Regions from separate parts of the Mus musculus genome. Here regions 1, 2 and 3 are each linked to region 4. A link is a loop called in an ENCODE intact Hi-C map of the cell type or tissue named here. Cell type or tissue: left cerebral cortex. All regions are shown on one strand. Each heading gives the region's core, and the rest is flanking DNA. Links, peaks and the distances in the headings are about the cores only.

Region 1 (5,426 bases), core at 642-4,641, 370 kb before region 4:
CATTGCTTTCTTAGGACACATCCAACATCCACTAGTTCATCATCAAGACCCAGAGTGTCTTTCATACCCCAGGGCAATGCCCCTGCAATGGCTTAGGAGCCTTTGCTGACCAGATCTCCTACTTCATGGGAACAATGCATGGCTCCAGGGAGGGAAAGACCAGTTGCTCTGGGCTCCAAACTACAGCCCCGTAGGCCAGCCTGTGAATGTGTAGGTCAGGCTGCACTGTGCCTGTTTACCCTAGAGGCCAGTGGCCAGCACCAAGCTCTCAAGGTTTGTCAGTCAAGAGGTGGCTGCAGGTCTGGCTTGAGGCCACTAATCACAATGGCTTATGTATATTGAAATGTATCAGGAAAGACGCTGAGACTGTGAGGGATGGAGATCGGAAGGCAGACTTCCTTTTTTTTTATATGCATGTCCTAAGATGACATCCATTCAAACTAGTAAATAAAATGAAAGAAATACATTGTGCCCAACACGAGGACTGTTAACCTGCAGTGTAGGTAGGCACCTTGCAGCAGGCCTTCTCTGGGTCCTCTCTCATGTCTGCTGCTTCCTGGGTCCTAGCTGCAGAACCTCTGCTACCCTAGGCTTAGAAGGGCTACTGCAGGACTCAGGGATGTGGCCCTGGCTCTAGCCCAGCCCTCCTGCTCCAAATTGGCCCCTGTGTCAATGATCAGATAAATGGGGGCAGGACAGCAGTTGCTATGGCTCCGCCCCCCACCCTGGCAGAGACCCTGCTCACTTGCCATGGGCGGTCTGGACCAAGCTCCCGCCTCCTCCCAGCCTATAAAGCCACCCTCAGTGCCCTTGCCCACTCTTGTCCCCTCCTTTGATACCCAGAGCCATAATGGCAGAGCTCCCCGTGACAGAGCTGCCTGGCGATGCTCTGTGCAGTGGGCGCTTCACCATCAGCACACTGATGGGAGGCGATGAGCCCCCACCAGCTGCCTGTGACAGCAGCCAGCCCAGCCACTTAACACACGGCAGCACCTTATACATGCGCACCTTCGGTTACAACACCATAGACGTGGTGCCGGCCTACGAACACTATGCTAACAGCGCTCTGCCCGGTGAGCCCCGGAAGGTGCGGCCCACCCTGGCTGACCTGCATTCATTCCTCAAGGTAAGCAGAAGTTCAAAGACTGGCCGCTTCCTGGCTGGGTAACGTTGGCATGATTGCCCAACATGTTCTGTCATTCGTGTTGTGAAAATGACTGGGCATCTTCCTCTAGGGTCAAGACACCCAAATGAATAGTGGACAGAGGTGCCATGAAGCTTGGGGGCACAAGTAATACATATTGTCCAGGCACCGGCAGCACAATGATAGCATAGCCTGCTGCTTATACAAATGCAGGTTGCACACCGCTGGGAGAGACTGTGAGAGGGAGGGAGGGAGCATGGTGAGCCCTCTCAAATATTAGCTCATCGGCTTCGCTGTCTGGGAGGCTGGAGGGTCCAATCCCTGTCACCTCACGGTTTCACCAACAGTTGGATGTTCTAACCTCTAACACTCTTCCGTGTTTCAAAGCTTCCCTCTGAAGGGACCAAACAAGACCCCTTGTTTGAATAGGGATGCTGAGATAGGTACTGGGATGAAGGTCCCAGAGTAGGCTGCGGTTGGTAGGAATACGAAATAGAAGATGACCATGCTGGAGTCCAGGCCTGGGTTCAAGACTCTCTGTGTCAGAGACCTGGTGTGTGGCGTGTGACATACTGCTTCACCTCCCATCCCGTGTCACTTCTCAGACTGCAGGCTTGTCAGACTCCAGCCCTCTGCCCTAGAGGGGAGGAGCCTCCCGGAGCAGAAGCATTCTGAATGCTCAGCTTGCTTGCTCTCTCTGGTGTTTCTCCAAGCTTCGAGTAGCATTGTACCCAGGAAGCTGTCCAAGGGCTGCCTGTGTGGCAAAGTGGGGCAGGCAAGACTGAATACAGACACCCAGCCCCTAACCCCCATTGCCTGACTCCTATTGGTCTCTGGGCCCCCAGCAGGAAGGTAGCCACCTGCATGCCCTGGCCTTTGATGGACGGCAAGGTCGTGAGCTGACTGATGGACTTGTGGAAGATGAGACAGGCACCAACAGTGAGAAGAGCCCTGGAGAACCTGTTCGCTTCGGCTGGGTCAAGGGGGTGATGGTGAGTGGCTGTGGCCCGGAGCTTGATGTCTAGACAGGGTGGGGGTAGAGCCCCATTCAGCCTCAGCTTTGACTCTCAGGCCCTAGTGAGCAGTTTAGACCTGGAGCTCAGTTTGGGCCTCAGTTTCCCCATCAGCAGTGGCCTCCAATTAATTGTATTTGGCTTCCCACAGTTCTTGGGCGCTCTTGGCCAAGACCCAATCCTAAGAAGATCTCTGCTTAGCTACTCACTAGTGTTGTAGCCTTAGGAAAGTTACTTAGCTACTCCTGCCTCAGTTTCCTCACCCGTAAAACTGAGCATTAAAATAGTTGTTAGGTGTGAGAGTTCTTGGATCAATGCCTGCTAGGGGGTTATTAGAAGAAATTCCCCACATGGCCACTAGAGGGCAGCACTAACATACACATCGACAATCCCTCCTCTCCCATCGCATACCATGGTACAGCCTAGTGTTAGCTGTAGTATGAAGCATAAGTAACCCTTCAGGAAGTAAAGACTCAATGCCCTTGACTTTGAAAGACAATATAGGGTTCTACAAAGATGTGGGGATGGGGTACAGGAGAAAGCAGAACCAGAGCCTTCACCCCCTCCCCGGGGGCTCCACATTCAGAGTTGGGACACCCCCCTGATCTGTGTTAGCCAGAACCAGGCACACCCTGATTTTCATCTCAGCAGATGTGAGCCCCAGAAATCTCATGAGTGTGAAGGTCACACGTCCCTACCTGGCCCTAGTAGTTGGCAGGGCCAAAGGCCTTGTCGGACCCTCCCATTTGGAATTTCAGCCCCAGTGATGACCTCTGGCTTTGCCTTTAATATGGAAGCAACCTGAGCTTTGATTTCTGCTCTACGTGGGGTGCTGGCTTCCCCTGGCTTTTGCTGATGCCTTCAGAATACTATGCCCGGGGTCAATAAGCTGCCCAAGGCAGTGGCTGGCCAGGCCTCCACGGCAGAGTGGGAGGAGGTGGGATAAAAATTGTCCTCCCCTTTCACCCCCAAGCCAGGCAGTCTGATCCCATGGGAGGGAGAGCACAAGAAACATCAGGTGTCCCCTAGACCTGGGAACAAGCACACGAGGCTTTGGCTTTGGGCACCTGGCCCTCAGGAAGCCTCTAACCCCACTCTCCTGCCAGATCCGTTGCATGCTCAACATCTGGGGAGTGATCCTCTACCTGCGACTCCCCTGGATTACGGCGCAGGCGGGCATCGGTGAGTGCCACCTCAAGGAGAAGGGAATGCACGAGTGCTTGCATTCTGGTCCCAACCCCTTGGGCTGTAGAGACTCCAGGCTAGGTCCGCTCCTTCCCAGCACACCCTCAGATGGCAGCAGCCACGGGTGGGGTGGAGTGGAAGAGACCATTGGATGCAGAGTCAGCAGTGTCAGGGTACCTCGGCAAGCCGACTTCTAGCGCAGAGTATTTGTGCTCAGAACTGGGACTCTAGAAGACCAGAGTTCAGATGCTGGGTAGCCTTGAGTGCCAACCATCTCTGAGCCTTGGTTTCCTCGTGGGTAAAACGAGTCTGATGACAGTTCCTGCCTCCAGAGCTGCTGTGCAGCTTCCAAGGTGCTGGAAGGCAGCCTAGGCTTTAGTACCTGAAGGCTCTCAGTACATGGTAACTACTGCTTTCTTTATATTGCCAAAGGGGGCGACTTTCTTTCTGTGCCTGCAAACTATTCACACATTGGCACATGAACTTGCTATTAATCAACTCACCAAGGAAAGTAGACAAACCAACCTTATCTTAGTCTGGGGAGGTAGATGTGTGTGTGTGTGTGTGTGTGTGTGTCACATGCTGTCTTGTGCATCTTTATATTTGATTGTGCAGAGTCCAGAGAAAACCTCAGACATCTACCTCAGGAGCCATCCTCCTCCTCTGAGATGGATCTTTCATTGGCCCAGATCTCACTAACTAGACTAGACTGGCTGGCCAGCAAGCCCCAGGGATCTTCCAATCTCTGCCTCCTCAGTACTGGGCTTGCAGGTGCATGCCACCCTGCCTAGACTTTGGTGTGGGCTGTAGAGACCAAACTCAGATCATCCTGCTTGTGAGCCAAGCACCTTGCTAACTCCCAGGTGCTCTGGCTTTTTTGTGACAGACTCCTGTATATCCCAGGTCTCAAACTCACTATGTAACAACCAAGGATGACCTTAGAGTTCTAGCTACCAGGATTTCTAGCTCCTAGAATTAAATGTGTGTGCCACCATGCCTGGGTTATGTGGTACTAGGGCTCAAACCCAGGCCTTGTGCTATTTAATAGACTTTTATTGTCCTAACTGAGCTATATCTCTAGTCTTTATTTTTAGTGAGTTTTATATTTGGGGGCTTTTTGTGGGGGTTGCTGTTATTTGAAGTGAGTTCTGTCTCTCTATGTAAACTTGATTGTTTTAGAACTTGCTATGTAGATCAGGCTGGTCTTGAACTCACAGAGATCCACCCGCCTCTGCCTTGTGAATGCTGGGATTAAATACATGTGACATCACGCCCAGGGCTTCTCTCTCTATTGCCCAGGCTGGCCTTGAACTCTCTACCTCCAAAATTCTGGGGTGGCAGGTCTGCACCTCGGCCTCTGACTGAGACCCACAGTTCTTCAGGTGGCAAACTAAGGCTCAGAGAAAGGGACTCGGGTCACATGGGGATTGAGGGGGCTGACCTGAGAAGTGTGTTGATTGAGTTTTGGGGTGCTCCCATTCATTCACCCCCACACAGTGCTGACTTGGCTCATCATCCTGCTGTCGGTCATGGTGACATCCATCACCGGCCTCTCCATCTCCGCCATCTCTACCAATGGCAAGGTCAAGTCGGGTGAGTTCTGGGACCATCTTTATCTGGACACCATGCATTCTGAGCTACTGCCCCACCCCTGGCGTACCCTGTCATGCCCACCTTGCTTCTGATGGGGACTTGTAGGGGCTCTTTACCTCTCAAGCTGGTCTCCATTGTCCACCTTGTGGCCCTTGGTCCTGCCCCTCTTGCACTACAGTTTCTTCTCTGGCCCTCTGCTCTGCCCGCTAGGTGGCACCTATTTCCTTATTTCCCGGAGTCTGGGACCAGAGCTGGGAGGCTCCATTGGCCTCATCTTCGCCTTTGCCAATGCTGTGGGTGTGGCCATGCACACTGTGGGCTTTGCAGAAACCGTAAGGGACCTACTGCAGGTGAGGGACCTGGCATGGGGCAGAGGGAGTGGGACAACCCCCCTCCACCCCCCAGCACCTCCCCCACACACACTGCTCCTCACTGAACCGGGCCTTCCTTCTCCTGCCTAACCTTCCCTACCAGTGACCAACGCTACATCT
Region 2 (5,426 bases), core at 760-4,759, 69 kb after region 4:
TTATTTGCTACTCTCTGAGTCTCTTTGTCTTACCACAGCCCCAGGCACACACAAGGGATTTGCAAACATTAGCACACTCTTGTGTTCTGGGCACCAAAAAAGCCCTCAGTTTCATTCACTTCCCTGGGGACTTGCAGTGGTAGCCATTAGCATCTGTCTTAGTTTGGGTTCCATTGCTGTGAAGAGACACCATGACCAAGGCAACTCTTATAAAGGTAGACATCTAACTGGGGCTAGCTTACAGTTTTAGAGGTTTAGTCCGTTATCATCATGGTGGAAAGCATGGCAGCATGCAGGCAGACATGATGCTGGAGGGGCCAAGAGTTCTACATCTTGATCAGAAGGCAGCAGAAGGAGACTGTTCTGCAGGCAACAAGGAGGAGACACTGATTCCACACTGGGCAGAGCTGGAGTGTAGGAGACCTCAAAGCCCACCTCCATAGTGACACACTTCCTTCAACAAGATCACACCTGCTAATAGTGCCACTCCCCATGGGCCAAAAACTCAAATACAAGAGTAGATGGGGGTCAAAATTCAAACCACTGCTGGGCTTGGTGGCGCACACCTTTAATACCAGCACTTGGGAAGCAGAGGCAGGCCGATTTCTGAGTTCAAGGCCAGCTTGATCTGCAGAGTGAGTTCCAGGACAGCCAGGGCTACACAGAGAAACCCTATCTCAAAAAACCAAAAAACCAAACCAAAACAGAAAATTTCAAACCACCTCAGCATACTACAGACAGAAACACTGCAGTACATAGAGCATTAGTAACCTGCCCAAGTGGGACCTTTAGGAAGGGCAGAGTTGAGCTTGAATTGGGTCAATGGGCCTGAAAGCCTGGCTACTGTGTCCAAACTGCATCTCAACAGTCACTCCTTGAAACCTGGATGAGATGGGTGGGACCAACCATCTGTAGATGAGAAGCTGGTTCTGGAGGGAGCACAGACTGCCCCCTGGAGCTGAAGCTAGGTCTGGAGGGAGCACGGAATGCTCCTGGAGCTGAAGCTGGGTCTAGAGGGAGCACGGACTGCCCCTGGAGCTGAGCAAGTTCGGGTAAAGCTGTTTTTACCTTCTCAGTTCAGACACTTGCTTATCAAATGGTTCCTTGCCAGTGGGTGGTGACTCAGACCCAAGAGACAGCTAGTTGGTCATCCCATCCTTCTTGACTTCCTCCCTGGTTATCTTCAGCTACTCCATCCATAAAGCAGCCCACCACAGTGATGGATGTTAGCCTTATAGCCTGGGTGTGTTATCATGACTATGTGTGTTAAACATGGAACTCCATTAAGTTTTGTTTAGTTGGGGATAGACACCAGGCTTTTGGCATGCCAGGTGAGTGCTGTACAGCTGAGCTATGTCCCCAGCACCATGGGAAACGTTATTAGAGAGTGCCTGGATCAGAGTTAATTTAGTGCCTCCTTCCTAATTTTACAGAATCCAAACATTTCACAATAACTCTGGAGCCAGGCTTGCATCCTGCAAACCATCTCCCTGCCCTCCAAATTCTACTCTGGAGCTCACCCTCCAGTCAGGGATTCCAAGTCTCCATTCCCAGATCCTTTCCCTTTAAATATGTAAGTGTTGATTTCCCATAATCCTCCTTGGATTCCCCTACCTACCCCTGTCTTCTCTCTCTTCTCTCTCCCTTTTCCTCTGGTCCCCCCCCCGCCCCTCCTTCTTATCCTATCTGCTGCACAGGCACAAAGAAACCTAGACTTCTGGGTTTTATTTCCCTGTTTGGTTTGGAGTTTTTGTTTTTGTTTTTGTTCTAGCCAGGCTGGAAGTCACTATGTAGCCCAGGCTAGACTTGAACTTTAGACGATCCTTCCTCCACCTCTTCAGTGCTGCAATTACAAACATGAGGTACCCTACCTGGCCCAGCCCTCCATTTTTATCACTTCTTATTAAGTCTCTCCAGCTGTAAAATGAGGCTTCCTGGCTTCTTATCTGGCCAGCTGAGGGCAGGTTCTCTGGGCCTCAGTGGATATTGATCCCTGCCAGGACAGCCACCCTCAACACTATCAGTACCCACACCAGGTGCTAGCCCTGCTACAATGTATAGCAGGAGAGAGCACGAGGTCTTCGGGGGCGGCAGCTGCAGCCTCTGCAGTCTGGACCAGGCTGGCTATGGTCCAACTGGCACCTTAGCCTAGGACAGTTTTCTACACAAACTGGTTTTTCCTTCTGGCTGGCAGCCCAAAAAGAGTAGCGCAATTCACTCCCAGCCCGAGGCTGGGGAGGCTCTGACTTTTCTAGACTCCCAGGATTGTACTCCCTGTCTTCCGGGAAGTCAGGTTGTGTGCAGTACCCAAGCTTTGCTGCTAGGTCTTGCCTGGTCTCATGGAGAAAGCTTCTGGAAGATCCGAGCCAGAAGCTGGGTTAGCCAGACTCTACAGTGGCAGAGCTACCCTGGAAGGAGGCAGGACCTCTCTAAGGCTCTGCATTAGGGTCCAAGAGGAGCCAAGAGACCCTTAGCTCCGAAGACAAGTTCGTGGCTGTGCTGTTTCGGGAGCTAGCAGAAGGCACAGCCAGCCCTGGATAGAGCAAAGGCTAGAGGGGCTACACAACAGCTAAGGAGGCCAGGAGGCCCATGTTCCCTCCATGTCCATGTCCTCAGCAGCCCTGGCTCTGCAGTCTTCTCCTCCGTGGTCTTGATAAGTTTATCGAGTGAAGCTCTGTGTGATTTGGAATGGTCTCTCCCTTCTCTGGGTCTCAGTTTCCCCACCTGTCCATAGAAGGCAGGACTGGATCTATGTTTCAGGAAACTGCTTGCCAGGTTCGGTGTTGAGTCCAGCAGATGCATAGGCTGAAATGTATCTGGGGATTTTAAGGGGTGATTGCTGGGGGTTCTGCATCGCATGGGCGAAAGACCCCATCTGCCCCCAGATCAAGAAAGAGCTTGGCAGATCCGGCCTGGCGGGGACCAGCGCTCTGCATGTCCCTGGCTCAGTGTCCGGCTTAGACAAGACCTAGGTTCTCCAGGGAAGGTAACCCTGCTAACCCACCAGGTTCCCATCGCGCCGCTCCCGCAGCGGAGCCCAGCGCAGGATTGCAACTGGTTCCCTGGCAACCTGGGAGGAATCCAGCCGCAGCTACAGGCTCTTCCTCTCCCCTCCCACCGCCTCCTACTGCGGGCGCCGGGGGCGGAGGCTGCCAGCCCATTATAAAAAGCAACCGAGACCAGCCGCGAGTGACTACTAGGAGCTGCGACACGGCCCAGCCTCCTGGCCCGCCGAATTCCTGCACTCCAGCCATGGCTCCCTCGCCGCTCGCGTGGCTGCTGCGCCTGGCCGCGTTCTTCCATTTGTGTACTCTGCTGCCGGGTGAGTGGGTCCCGGACCCTACCTCGGGGAGAAAGGAAGGGTATGCAGACTGCATCTCCCTGGGGAAAATAGGCCCCCGCGAGTCCCAGCCATCCCAGTGGCTTCTGGGGTGGGAGTCGGGGAGACACCTCGGAGGTGTCTGTGGGAGACAGAAGCTGTGTGGGGAGGAGAGCGAGGGCTGAGGGAAACCTGAGCAGGCTCCTGGCTGACGGACAAGAGGTGGTTCTTCCTACTGAGGTTAACTATAACCTGTATAAGCTCTGGCCCGGGGCCAGGGACTAGGTAGGACTTTCCCCTGCCCTGTCGCTCCAGGCCCCCAGAAATAGTTAAGGTCAAGGTCACTGCAGCTCATGGGGATGGAGCTTGTCTCTAGTACTGGCGTGCAGCTTGTCGTCTCTCTGCCTGTGTCTCCCCCATCATCCTTGCCACTTTCTCCAAACCCAGCTTAGAAAATATTTTGTCTCTACGGACTTGCTTCCTGGAGTCCACTACCTGGTAGTACAAGGTGTAGACATTCCTAGGGACATAGGAAAGATGGAGAGCTAGAGCTAGAGATCTGTTTGAGGATGCTCAGCCAGTATGCAGGGCAGGAGAGAGTGATGCCCAGGGACTTAAGGAAGGAGAGACCAACAGCCTTGCCCACCTTCTCTTTTGACCATTCCACCTCCTTTAACCTCTAGAGCTCCATCCTCAGGGAGGGCCGAGGCTATTTAGCCAGGCTAAATTAGCAGGTTGTCGCTCAGAGAAGGTGGCACTCTGCCTTAGGGCGCACTGTGAAACTGGAAAAAAATGAGAGCCAACCCCCAGCATCAAGGATATCTCCATGGAACTAAATCACCAGTGCCACAGGGAGCTGGGTGGGTGAGTGGGTGGGAGTGGGGGTGGTGGGATAAAATTGTGCCTGCCTTTCTGCTGTCTGAGCTCTGGCCCTCAAGCCTGAGATATTTGTAGACAGTGCGCACGGGGAAGTAGGAATCAGATGGAGGTTGCTTTGCCATCACCTCCCTGTGTGTCAATGGAGCAGGGTCTTGACTTCTCTGGTCCCAACTGCTGTAGCATTCACGCCTTACCGGTGAGAAAACTCCAGTGTCTAGGGAGGCATTTTGGAAAGTGCATGTGGTCATGGTGGTAGCTATCACTTTCCTAAGCTTATAGGGAAATCCTAGGCAAGGTTGAAAAGAAAACCCAGAATGTCTGATGCCTGAGGACCCTAATCGTGGTTGCTGGCTTTGCCAGGACACAGTGAGGATGGATGACTCAACCCCAGTGAACCTCAGTTTCTTCTCCCCTTGAATGAGGTATTCAGCTGGGTTCACCCTAGAGCTCCCTCAGCAAGGGGGGGGGGGTGTCTCAGGCTTTAGGGATGCTGCAGGCTGGTGCAGGGCATCTGCGTCAGTCCCCAAATGTGGGTCTGCAGGGCTGTGTCAGGCGAGCGAGCGAGCGCTCAGCGCTTTATGTAACAAACCTGCAAATGCAAGTTGGAGCAGGGAAGGCTGCTCTCCAGCACTGACGCATTCACTCCCACTCAAGTCTCAGCAAGAAAGAGAAAAAGAAAGAAAAAAAATATATCTGCTTTCAGCTGTTCCAGCCTGCTTCCCCCATCCTCAGTGGGGGTGGAGGGGGGCAGAGGCGGACAGCTCCAGTGTCAGTCAGATCGAGGGCCCTATGGATTTAATTAGAAGCTCCCCCCCCACACACACACACACACTTCTCTGTTGGTCGAGGTTTTATATGCCATTAAGCACCTCTGCATGCATCTCATCCATTCATTTGGTTGGCAAACTGGACACCTGCTGTGCGACAAGCGCATTTCTGGTTGCTAAGACCACAGCAGGGAATAAAGGGCCCACGGGGCCCAGCTCTCAGGGTGCTGAAATTTGGCTGCAATACACAAAAATAAACCAGTAAGCCATTTGGTCTGTTAGAAGGAAAAAGCACAGGAAGGGAGGGGTGGCTTAACTTGTGTTGTTTGCTTGGTTTATGTTTTGTTTTTGAGGCAGGGTCTTTCCATGTAGCTCTCCTCCTGCCTCAGCCTCCTGAGAGGGGCCTATGGGAAATGTGCTGTTCTATGCCTACATGATGTTGACATTATCTGTGGGAAGAA
Region 3 (5,426 bases), core at 960-4,959, 360 kb before region 4:
GCTGAGATGTCAGGACCACAGCCTGCTGTGGGGAAGGGATGCCCTGTAGTGTTTCTAGTTCAGCACCCCCCACATTCCCACAGACCATGAGCATGGTGTCTGCCTTCGCACCCCTGATCACAGCCGGCATCTTTGGCGCCACCCTGTCTTCTGCCTTGGCCTGTCTTGTCTCGGCTGCTAAGGTCTTCCAGGTGAGGTTGCAGAAAGAAGGCCTGGGGGGGGGGGCTTATGGCTAGGAAGAGCTGAGTAGGAAGATCCCCACTTCCCCATGCCCCTCCCATCCAGGCTGCTGTGAAGTGGGTCATGTGCTATGGGTCTGGGTGGAAGGGAAGGGAAACAGGCTAGCAAACTCTTAAAGGAAGTAGCCCTATCTCTGTGGCGAGGCGAGGGCTGGGTTATTTATCATTCTCAGAAGTGGAAACCTGCTGAGGTGTGGGCACACAGGGTCAAGGGCACGGTTGGCCCTGAGAAGGGCAAAGGGGAGGTCCCAGCTAGAGTTCGAGTGTGGTTTTCATTCACTGTCCACAGTGCCTGTGTGAAGACCAGCTGTACCCTCTGATTGGCTTTTTTGGCAAAGGCTATGGCAAGAACAGGGAGCCTGTGCGTGGCTACCTGCTGGCCTATGCCATTGCTGTGGCCTTCATCATCATTGGTAAGGGGCTCCTCCTCCTGCCCCCTGTGAAGGTCCTCGGACCCGCTCCCTTTACCCCCATGTCACTGGGCACTCAGTGAACAGCACTTACTTGGTGCTGGGGATGGGACCAACCAGGGCCAGGCACAAACTAAACACTGCTTTACTATCGAGCCACACCCCAGTCCCAGAACATGAACCTTTGCCTGGGTGAAGCCCAGCCTGGAAGGCCCTTGGAAGGCCACACAATCCTTTCCCCCTCCAGACAGGGTGGCGAGTCACGCCAGGTAGTGAGGGAACTTCTGTGTCTTTCCTGCTTTCTGCATTCCAGTGTCCTGACAGCTGGGACACCACCCCTCCGCCCCAAGGACACCGGTGATGGGCCAAGCTGACACAAATGGCTAGCTCAGTCACTATCTGTATACATGCATAAACTAGACAAAGCCAGCCTCTCACCCATGTAGCGGTTAGGTAGACTGGTCTCTGCTGGCTTTGACCGTTGATAAGTCCTTTCTCTGAGCCACCGTTTGCTCCGCTGTAGAGTAAGGGGCAGTGCATAGTTCGTAAGCCTCAGATGGGCAGAAAGAGAGCGTGTGGGAGGGCACAACCCCATACAGATGCACATACCCAAATATCTCCTAGTTAATGCAGCCGAGGATGCAGAATTCGAAAAAGAGAAGCGACTACCCTATAACGTGACAGTCCCTGCCCCACTCCCTCCCTTCCCCTCTTCCTCACCCCTCCCACCAACACCTTCCTGTTAGAGTTAGATCCCTGCTGCTCAGGTTGGTCCCATTAGTCACCCACCCATAAGACTTGCCCTAATAGTTTGGTCGCTATTGCCCAAAGGAAGATTCTAGATACTAGATCCTCCATCATATGAAGAAGTGGCTCACCTAGGAGACTGAGAAGTGAGTCGTCTGGCCTTCTCAAGATCCACCCCTGTCTCCTACTGCTCAGGCGCAGGCCCGATTCTTAGAGCTGTAGGCTTCTGGGTGGTACCTTTGGGCTGATGATTCTGACTTAGCCCAACTGAGGACTATGGCCCTAAATACTCAAGGGGACCTAATAAGATTATGTGAAGAAATACCTGTCCCCAAAGAGCTGCTTGTCTTTCTCTGGGCTCCCCAGAGAGACTCTAAGCTCAACATGCACACGATTATGTGAGTGTACTGGGGCCAGGGAGACAAGGGAGAGAAAGCCCACTGTGGACAGGACTGGGAAATGTTCTCAGGGGTCCTGGGTCACATTGACAAATGCATTCCTTACATTTATTTGAGATCAAAAAGTGTCATGGCCACTGTCCTTAGTCACCCAGTAGCCTGAAAAGGCCCATCCCCCTGTCTTCTACCTTCTAAATATTTTTATACATTTGTTATGGGGGAGCAGGAACACATGAGGGTCAGAGGACAGCCTGCAGGAGTCCCCTTCTTCCAGCATGGAAGGCCAGCAGGCTTGGTGGGCAGCATCGATGCTTGCTGAGTGATCTTGCCGGCTCTCTCCGTCTTCGTAAAAACTGACGCTAAGGTTTTCTAAGACACTGACCCTTGGAATTTCATGGGGCAAAGGACTCGCTTCCCAGATGAGAAGGTTGAGTTGACTGAGCATCCAGGCTTAGCTGTGCTAGGGACCATCTTGTGAGTGTGTGCCAGGCAGCTCCTGTGGTGGAGCCCCAACGTGTTGCCCCTCTCTCTCTGGGTCTTCGAAGCTGAACTTAACACCATCGCCCCCATCATTTCCAACTTCTTCCTCTGCTCCTACGCCCTCATCAATTTCAGCTGCTTCCATGCCTCCATCACCAACTCACCTGGTGAGCAGACTCTCTCCCAACCACAAAAAAGTGGGGAGGAACGGGGAGGGGTAGGGGGGAGACGGGGAGGCATGGTGGAGGTGGACAGCCTACATTTAAAACCACACGAAGGGAATCTTTGTACCCTAACAAAGCCAGCCATTCTTTACAGAGCATAGTGCATCCTTTACGGGGGATGGAGGTTGTTCTATAGTTCCACCCTTCACCAATTTCTCGGGTGTCAGAAGTCTTGATTGCTCAGAAAGGGATGAATTTCCTAGTCACGGAAGGTGTAGCTGTTTGTGCACAGATGACCGCTAGGGGGCGCTGTTTATACTGCAGCAATTTAATTGCATAGATTTTTGGAGTGGTGGTTCTGCTTCTTCGGCTGCTGCAAACCTTCTAGCAGATGGCAATAGAGAGCAGAGAAATACTTGAATCCCAGATCTTCAAAGGGCCTGTTATCCTGCCACTTTCCAGACAGAACACACTGTGCCTGGCACTCTTAGAGATGCACCATGGTACAGTGGTCACTAGAAGTGGCCCTAAAATAGCACAGAGCTAGGAAGAATCAAGTCCTCTTTTCATCCCTTTAATCTCCTGGGTTCCATAAGACCCTTGGGATCTGGTACTGTTGCTGATGTTGGGACTGTGTTTGACCAGGTCTGGATGTTTCCTTCCTGGTATAGCTTGTCACCATGGTGAAATAAATGCCCAACAGGCAAGATTGTGGTACTCCCTAGAGCCTTCCTACCCCACCCCGGGAGTTAAGGCTGGTGGGGCCCTAGAGGTAGTGGGTACAGGCCAGGACAGCAGCACCCGATTGTGGAAGCATGGAGATTGCTGTAGCTCTGGGAAGGAGAATGCTCCTGAGCATGCGCATGTGCACTGGCCTGGCCCCGCCCAGGATGGAGACCCTCCTTCCGATACTACAGCAAGTGGGCGGCGCTGTTTGGGGCAGTGATCTCGGTGGTCATCATGTTCCTGCTTACCTGGTGGGCTGCTCTCATTGCCATCGGAGTCGTCCTCTTCCTCCTGCTCTATGTGATCTACAAGAAGCCAGGTGTGTGGCCACTGACCCCTGAGGCCCCCAACTCCCTGCCTGGGTAGCCATGTAGCCTGGCAGGCCCCTCATCCCAGCTGGAGCCTGGCCTTGGCTTCACCCTCAAGTGGGACTCAGGCTGGCCTCTACCACAGCCTTCCTGAGCTCGGTGCTCAAAGGAAAATGCCCACTGAGAGCCAGATTTCTTCTGTCAGATTCCTAGAGGGGCTACTTGCTAATGTGTACATACAGGGCAGGGTGACCAAGAGTGACTGTGCAAAGGTGGGCACTGAGAAAAACTGTCTACCTGCATGAGGCAGGGTCCTGGATGGACTGCAGTCTGAGGGAGGTAACCGTAAACCTCTACATCTGAACATGGCCTTCTAGATGGTCACAGAGGTCTGCTTGTCTAATGGGAGTTCAACCCCTAGCTCCATGTCCTTGAATTAGGTGGCCATATATGTGGCACTTGGAGTCAGACTTGCACTCATTAGGAACAGAGATGCCACCTGTCCATCAATCCACGGCCTTGCTCCCAAGGTGCTCTGTGCCTAAGAGAGCAGGACAGTCCCTCCTCCCCCCCACCGCCACAGGACTGGTTGCTTCCTGCAGTTCTGAGTCTTGTTCTCGCCTCTCTACCCACAGAGGTGAACTGGGGTTCCTCAGTACAGGCTGGCTCCTACAATCTGGCCCTGAGCTACTCCGTGGGCCTCAACGAGGTGGAAGACCACATCAAGAACTACCGGTGAGCAGGGCTTTGGGGCCAGCTGGGAGCCTGGAGCCAGCCATGGTCCTTTGCCCTGGCAGGTCCAGGATGGTAGACCAGGATGGTAGCATCAAGGTGGAAGAGCCAGTGTAGGACTGGGGTCAGGCACGGCCTGATAGAGACAAAGCAAGGGAGAGGTCTTCATGTCTCAGTTTCCACAGTGGACGCCATGCTGTCAGGATCACATGGTCTGATTCCTATGACACAATCCTGGGTTGGTTACAGTGACAAGCCTGCCCTTCAAAATTAGTCCCTAATGGTAAGGGAAGTCACTCACCTTCCATCTTCTTCTCACCTGGCTGTAGTAGATTCAGTGAGATCTATGACCCACCTACTGTGACCACAGACACTCATGACAAACCTCTGAGGGTACTAACCTCAGACACAGAAAAGGACCAGTGAGGTTTGGAGCTGTTAACAACCCCTGTTTGCCCAGCTGGTAAATGAACCAATGAGTCTGGCTCTGATTGACAGGAATGCTTAACCTGTGCTGACTCCCAACATAAAGGTTCGGGCATCTGGGCAAGGTACAGTGAGTTTTTAAACAATGGCCTCCTTATGACTGATCGGTACTCTGCTTTTGCCACGCTGGGGTTGCCAGGGCAAAGGAAGTAGGTAGGCTGGTGTGTCTGATGGCCCAGGCAAGAAGGACAGGGATACTTATAATATCATGGCCTCAAAAAAAATCCTGAAAGATCCCTTGAATCACAGCCTCCCCAATGTGTCACAATATGTGTCCCAGTGCACACAAGTTTCACCCAGGACCACCAGGATTCGGGAGTCAGAGAGCATCTTCCTTTAGCATGAAGGACCTAAAGCATCTTTCCTGATGCCTCACGCTGTGTTCTTCCTTTCCCTAGCCCCCAGTGCCTGGTGCTTACAGGGCCCCCCAACTTCCGCCCAGCCCTTGTGGACTTTGTGAGCACATTTACCCAGAACCTAAGCCTAATGATTTGTGGTCATGTGCTCATTGTGAGTACTCCTGGGAGGCTGGGTGGGGAGTGGGGGGAGGGCACCTATACCCTAGGGTGTGTGGGTGGGGGGCGGGGCCTGGATGCAGCATCTACCCAGGGATAGGAGGGGCAGGGGAAGTGGACCTAGCAGAATCTGGCCAGGTCTTTCTTTTAAGACATGGTCTCATGAAGCCCAGGCTGGCTCAATTCACTCTGTAGCTGAGGTTGACCCTACATCTACCATC
Region 4 (5,426 bases), core at 814-4,813:
TATTTATTTATTTATTTATTTATTTATTTATTTATTTATTTATTGTATGTGAGTACACTGTAGCTGTCTTCAGACACAACAGAAGAGGGCATCAGATCCCATTACAGATGGTTGTGAGCCACCATGTGGTTGCTGGGATTTGAACTCAGGACCTCTGGAAGAGCACTCAGTGCTCTTACCTGCTGAGTTATCTCTCCAGCCCCAGAAATGAGCTTTGGTTCATCGAGAGAGCCCGTCTCAAAACAACAAGGCAGAGATTAATAGAAGAGGAAGTAGGTGTTCTGCTCAGGCCTCCCCGCATGTCCCTATGGGCAGGGTCACCTGTACCCTCAACTGTCTGCCCCATACACCACCCACACTCAACAAAACCAAGAAGACAAACTAAGAGTGTTGAGAGATGGGTAATAACACTATTTTCATTAAGTTAGATTTTAGTTCTAAGAAACGTACATGACTCTTCCTATAGACTTCCAAGTTTCCTGCTAGCACATATACTGACAGTCTCACACTTGTGCTAGTGGTGTGGGGTTGACTCTTTCCAATTTAACTATTAATTATTAATTCATTCGTTCATGGTTTGTTGCCAGTCACAGCCCCCTCTGCAGACCCAGGTGTGCCCTTTAATAAATGGCTGTTAAGACTTGAATGAATTTTCTCAGATCTTTTTCTTTCTTTTTTTTTTTTTGTTGTTTGTTTTTTAATTTTCACTGGTGTAGCTGTGTAGAAATAAAGACACTTGTATGCATTTATTTTTTTTAAAACCTTTCATCTACTTTAACAAAAATGAGGTTAGTGTACATACTGAATTTTTTAAAATTATGAGCCACTTGGATGTAGTGCCTAAGGCAGCAAGACAGGCTTGCCCAGGTTCTTGGTATTAAAACAGCACCTCACACTCGCACATCAAATTGTTTCCCACTGAGCCACCTTCCCCCCCCCCCCCCCTCCATGGTGAAATTTGGAAACTTGGAGAGGAGCTTCACTCTCTTTGACTTGCTGCATGACAACCAACTCCTTGGGTAACTAACTAGTCCTTCGTCACCCTACCACAGGCTAACACTGACTTCCAGCCAGCCTCATGCTGGGGTGTTCTTTTCTTTTCTCTTCTCTTCTTTTCTTTTCTCTTCTTTTCTTTTTTCTTTTCCTCTTTTCTTCTCTTCTCTTTTTCCTTCCTTCCTTCCTTCCTTCCTTCCTTCCTTCCTTCCTTCCTTCCTTTCGTTCGTTTTTAAAGATAATGTCTCATGTAGCCCAGGCTAATCTTAAACTCACTCTGTAGTGGTGGAAAATCTTGAACTCCTAATTCTCCGTTCTTTACCTCTTAATGGCTGCGATTATGGGTTTTAAATTGAGAAACAGTTTACTTTGAGAAGTTACTTTTTGCTTGTTTTGGTGTTTCTGTGTGTCCCGTGTCGTCGTCCCCCCCCCCCCCGTCGTCCCCCCCCCCCCCCCCCGTTTCTCTGTGTGGTCTTGGCTGTCCAAGATCTAGCTCAGTAGACCAGGCTGGCCTTGAACTCTTGAACTCTGCCTCTGCTTCCCAAGTGCTGGGATTTTTGTTGGGAGACAAAGTTTTTTCATGTAGCCAGGACTTAAATATGCATTTACAAACAAAATAAAAGAAAGGAAGAAAGAAAGAAAGAAAGGTAGAAACAAAGGAAGGAAGAAAACGAAGGAAGGAAGGAAGGAAGGAAGGAAGGAAGGAAGGAAGGAAGGAAAGAGAGGAGGGGAGAGGGGAGGGGAGGAGAGGAGAGGAAGAGGAAGAGGAAGAGGAAGAGGAAGAGGAAGAGGAGAGGAGAAGAGAAGAGAAGAGAAGAGAAGAGAAGAGAAGAGAAGAGAAGAGAAGAGAAGAGAAGAGGAGACAATAATGTATCTGTAGGAGAAGGCTGTAGCTAGCTAGCTAGGTTGGTAGAGTACTTGCTTAGCATGAGTTCGGTCCTGGCTGGGTAACCCTAAGTGAATGGAGTTCAAAGACATCATCGACTACTTAACGATTCTGAGGCCATCCTGGGCTATGTGAGACCCTGTTCCAAAAAGAAAAACAAATTAAAAAAAAAAAGTCACACACACACACAACTCCAACACAACAATAGATTCAAAAAACAACAAAGCTCTACAAACACCAACAACAGAATATGTCTCACCACAAATTCAACTGGGAGGCAAAAGAATATGAAGTAGAAACTCTTGTTTACTGATGGTGGAAAATAGCAGGAAGTGGGGGGGTGGGTGGGGGCGGGGCTTGAAAAAATTAGGATTAAACTAGGCTCTGTGACTTACATGTCTGTATATAGTTGTAGCATTCAGAAGGCTGAGACAGGAGGATAGCAAGTTCCAGGATAATCTGAACGACATAGCAAGATTCTGGTCAAAAGCCATCAACCAACCAGCCACACAAACAAGCTTGGTACTTTGACAGCAGCAATAAAACACCTCTCTACTGGGCGACTGGCCAGCTTGGTCGTGAATGTCTCTGGTGACCGGGCTATCTACTCAGATGCCCCATTACGTTAACCCTCCAACGCCCTTACAAACCAACATCCTCCAGCCAGGGCTCAAGGACTGATGGCACCTTCAGGGCTTTGAAGGCAGACGACAGTTCTCTCCCTAAGATCTCCATTTTCTCTGAAGCCGATGGCTGTGCTCACAGCATCCCCTGCCGGCAGGCCATCTCCAGCCAGTCTGTCTTACTAAGACGCCTCGGGCATCCTGTGGCGCGGAGCCGGGGGTCGTCTAGAATTCAGTTAACTGTAGCTCGTCCTTGTATTTACATCTATAGTTCTTCTCTATAGAATGTGAGAGAAACAGGTTTTTGGCGACATTTCCAGTGAAAACAGCTACAGGTCCGTTTGAAAGAGGGGGAGTCTTGTTAACACTGTATGTGTTTCTTGTTGTTTATTTAGGGTTTTTAATTTATTTTTAAAAAATATTTTATTTTATTTGAGATCGAGCCTAACTCCATAGCAAAGGCTGGTCTGGAACTCGAGGCGATTTTTCTGCTTTAGATTACTGCGTGCTAGAATTACAGATGAAGCTCGCCACGCCCTGCTACTAACCGGTGATTTTTAAACCCTGGGTAGACTGGACTGTAGACATTGCATTGCACAAAGCAGGAGAAACGCTGGCTGTAGATGCCAAGCAAGCATGTGTCTGTGCGACCGGGGTGATGGTGGGGTAGGGTAGTGGTGGTGGCGTGGCAGCGGTGGTGTTACAGAGTGCCAATAACTAAAATGAACATGAAAAGGACCAACTCTCATGTCAGGATGGCCGAGCGGTCTAAGGCGCTGCGTTCAGGTCGCAGTCTCCCCTGGAGGCGTGGGTTCGAATCCCACTTCTGACAGAATTCCTGTTTTTTTTTTTCCCCCTCCAGTAATTCTCTCTAAAAATTAAAAGCAAATTTGAAAACTAGACCTGCGCTTGAGACACCAGAGTGGGAATAATCATTCTCTCCCTCCCCCGCTCCTGGAATTCTTTTTACAGTTTCAAATCAAAGAAATAGGTAGTAAGAAGATAGTTTTAAAAAGTATACAATAGCATTTAAAACGACGAAGAGGAGTATATTATGAAGAGTCGATAATTATTACCTAATTCACTTTATGTATAAATTGAATTATGAAGAAAAGAGCAACTTGTCAGAAGTGGGATTCGAACCCACGCCTCCAGGGGAGACTGCGACCTGAACGCAGCGCCTTAGACCGCTCGGCCATCCTGACAACTGGAAACAGAGCGCCTAGTCAGTCCTCTTTGTAAGCCTCTCAATGTGCGCATGCGTAATGAAGTAGCTTCTGGGATTTTTTGCACTGGGCGGAGCAAGCACCCTATGTAATACTACGAATGACCGGCAGGTGGCACTCGCCACTCGCTAGAAAACTCAGAAGGCGCCAGACCTGCAGTTTCTTTTAAATGAATGCAGAAACTGTGCCCTTCATCCTTGTTTCCTGCGGATCTGCCAGCATCCTTGCTTTTTTTTTTTTTTTTTTTTTTTGCATCCCCACCTTCGTGTCTTTATGGTACGTGGCAATCAGGTCCGTATATTCGCGGCAGCTAACGGTGCTTAGCCTTTGCTACCCTGACCCGGTTGACGTCATAAAATCCTGGTCCCCTTGCCTAAAGGTGATCAAAACCTCAGCGACCCATTTGCAGGGTTACTGGTTTGTTTCAGACTCTAGCTTAGATGAATCCCGCAGCGACACGGTCTGATCCGGGTTTTGGCCGTGTCTTCAGTGCCCACACAGTGCCTGACACACAATAGTATGCAGGTCAGATGCCCCCTATCCCCGCGCCGTCTCGCTTTCAGTTATTTCGTGACTCATCGCTCCTCTCCGCCCCTTGCCTTTTTCTGTTCCTTCTCGCCCCCTTCTCAAACCTCAGACTTGCTCACGGAAACAGAAAACCTCAGCCCAAAAGAAGCTGTTCCTCATGTTATTTCCAAAGGTATAAATAAGGATGGCATACCGTGCCCACAATAATAACGATGGTAAATAAAAACAAACAAAAAAATAACGACTAAGAGCCATACGTGCTTTTAATCTCATCACTCAGGAGGCAGAAGCAGGTTGATCTCTGTGTGAGTTCTAGTCTACATAGTGAATTCCAGGCTAAATCCTGTGTCAAACCAAAAATGATTAAGAATGGTTAGAAAATACATTGATGGGAGAGAAAAACAATAAAGAATGGCTAGAGGTTTTACAGACATTGGTACAAAAGGCTTGATAAGGTTTCAGTGAGTTCAAAAGGATATAGGCAAACAAAATCAGTGTTGATGGGGAGAGGAGGAACATTTGATGAGAGACCCAGTAAATGCGAAGGTTCTCAGGCAGAGAGAACTGTGCTCTTGGTAGGAAAGGTGGCATGTCAAAGTCAGCAAGACACTGAGATTAGAGTGAAGGAGGCTTAAGTTTGCATCGTTACACCAGGCTGGGTGTTAGAGAAAGGACTTTAGCTTTACCTTGTCTGTAGTGTATCACCAGAGTGTCTTAAGCGGGATTGGGGCAGGTCCTGGTGGCCCCTTAGAAGGAGCCCTTTAATTGTTCATGGAGAAATAGGTGGGAGTCAGAGAGTCTGGGGAGGTGAGCCAGGCTGGAAGATGGCAGGTCTAGCAAACCGAGAGAGCACAGGCTGTGTTCTAGTTGTAGAGCAGACAGGCCCTACCACCGGACTGTAGAAGATGTCAATAGAGAGAGGCAGGAAGTCACAGAGACCTTGGAGGGGCCAGAGTTCTCATTTCCATTAGGAGACAGGGGCTTCCAGGCAGATGTTGAAGTTGTTCCTTCAATCATAGTTGCTCAAGGTCCTCCTGGGTGTGGGGGGCCCAGCACATTTGGATCACCTCATCTTTAGTAACCCCAGCATTCCTGGGCACAGACCAGACAGAGAAAGGCATGTCTGGAACACAGATTAGCCTGCTGCAGCTGCCGGGACAGAGGGGCCTC

The links. Hi-C counts contacts between places; a loop is a spot of excess contacts. Peaks named below come from ENCODE experiments on the same cell type or tissue, not always from the same donor. Only the 100,000 strongest peaks of a DNase experiment are listed, where the experiment ranks them.
Region 1: it touches region 4 in a loop (2.1-fold over the local background); 11 of 42 quality-filtered maps call a loop at or near these places.
Region 2: a loop joins it to region 4, with 7 times the contacts of the local background. A loop is called at or near these places in 12 of 42 quality-filtered maps.
Region 3: a loop joins it to region 4, with 2.8 times the contacts of the local background. A loop is called at or near these places in 10 of 42 quality-filtered maps.

The regions. Positions count from the first base shown.
Region 1 is chr8:94,328,388-94,333,813 of GRCm38, forward strand. It overlaps Slc12a3 (solute carrier family 12, member 3), which reads left to right and starts at 821. Exons shown (of 25, transcript NM_001205311.1): 1 at 821-1,126; 2 at 1,990-2,136; 3 at 3,264-3,339; 4 at 4,840-4,935; 5 at 5,146-5,285. The coding sequence starts at 851. In left cerebral cortex, for the core only: a CTCF peak has its summit at 2,510 (motif pointing right); DNase peaks (open chromatin) are centred at 678 and 2,539.
Region 2 is chr8:94,769,013-94,774,438 of GRCm38, forward strand. Cx3cl1 (chemokine (C-X3-C motif) ligand 1) reads left to right here and starts at 3,168. Exons shown (of 3, transcript NM_009142.3): 1 at 3,168-3,322. The coding sequence starts at 3,253. In left cerebral cortex, for the core only: no CTCF peak of the experiment used is centred there; DNase peaks (open chromatin) are centred at 2,278, 3,131 and 4,182; H3K4me3 peaks cover 2,419 bases; H3K27ac peaks cover 2,439 bases.
Region 3 is chr8:94,340,687-94,346,112 of GRCm38, forward strand. It overlaps Slc12a3 (solute carrier family 12, member 3), which reads left to right. Exons shown (of 25, transcript NM_001205311.1): 11 at 84-191; 12 at 529-652; 13 at 2,340-2,441; 14 at 3,328-3,483; 15 at 4,108-4,207; 16 at 5,089-5,200. Among named protein-coding and RNA genes, the nearest start is that of Slc12a3, 14 kb to the left of the region's middle. In left cerebral cortex, for the core only: a CTCF peak has its summit at 2,749 (motif pointing right); a DNase peak (open chromatin) is centred at 2,766.
Region 4 is chr8:94,700,380-94,705,805 of GRCm38, forward strand. n-TLcag5 (a tRNA gene) reads left to right here and starts at 3,252; the gene lies at 3,252-3,334. n-TLcag4 (a tRNA gene) reads right to left here and starts at 3,707; the gene lies at 3,625-3,707. In left cerebral cortex, for the core only: CTCF peaks have their summits at 2,658 and 3,825 (motif pointing right); DNase peaks (open chromatin) are centred at 2,646, 3,177, 3,771 and 4,228; H3K4me3 peaks cover 2,123 bases; H3K27ac peaks cover 2,128 bases.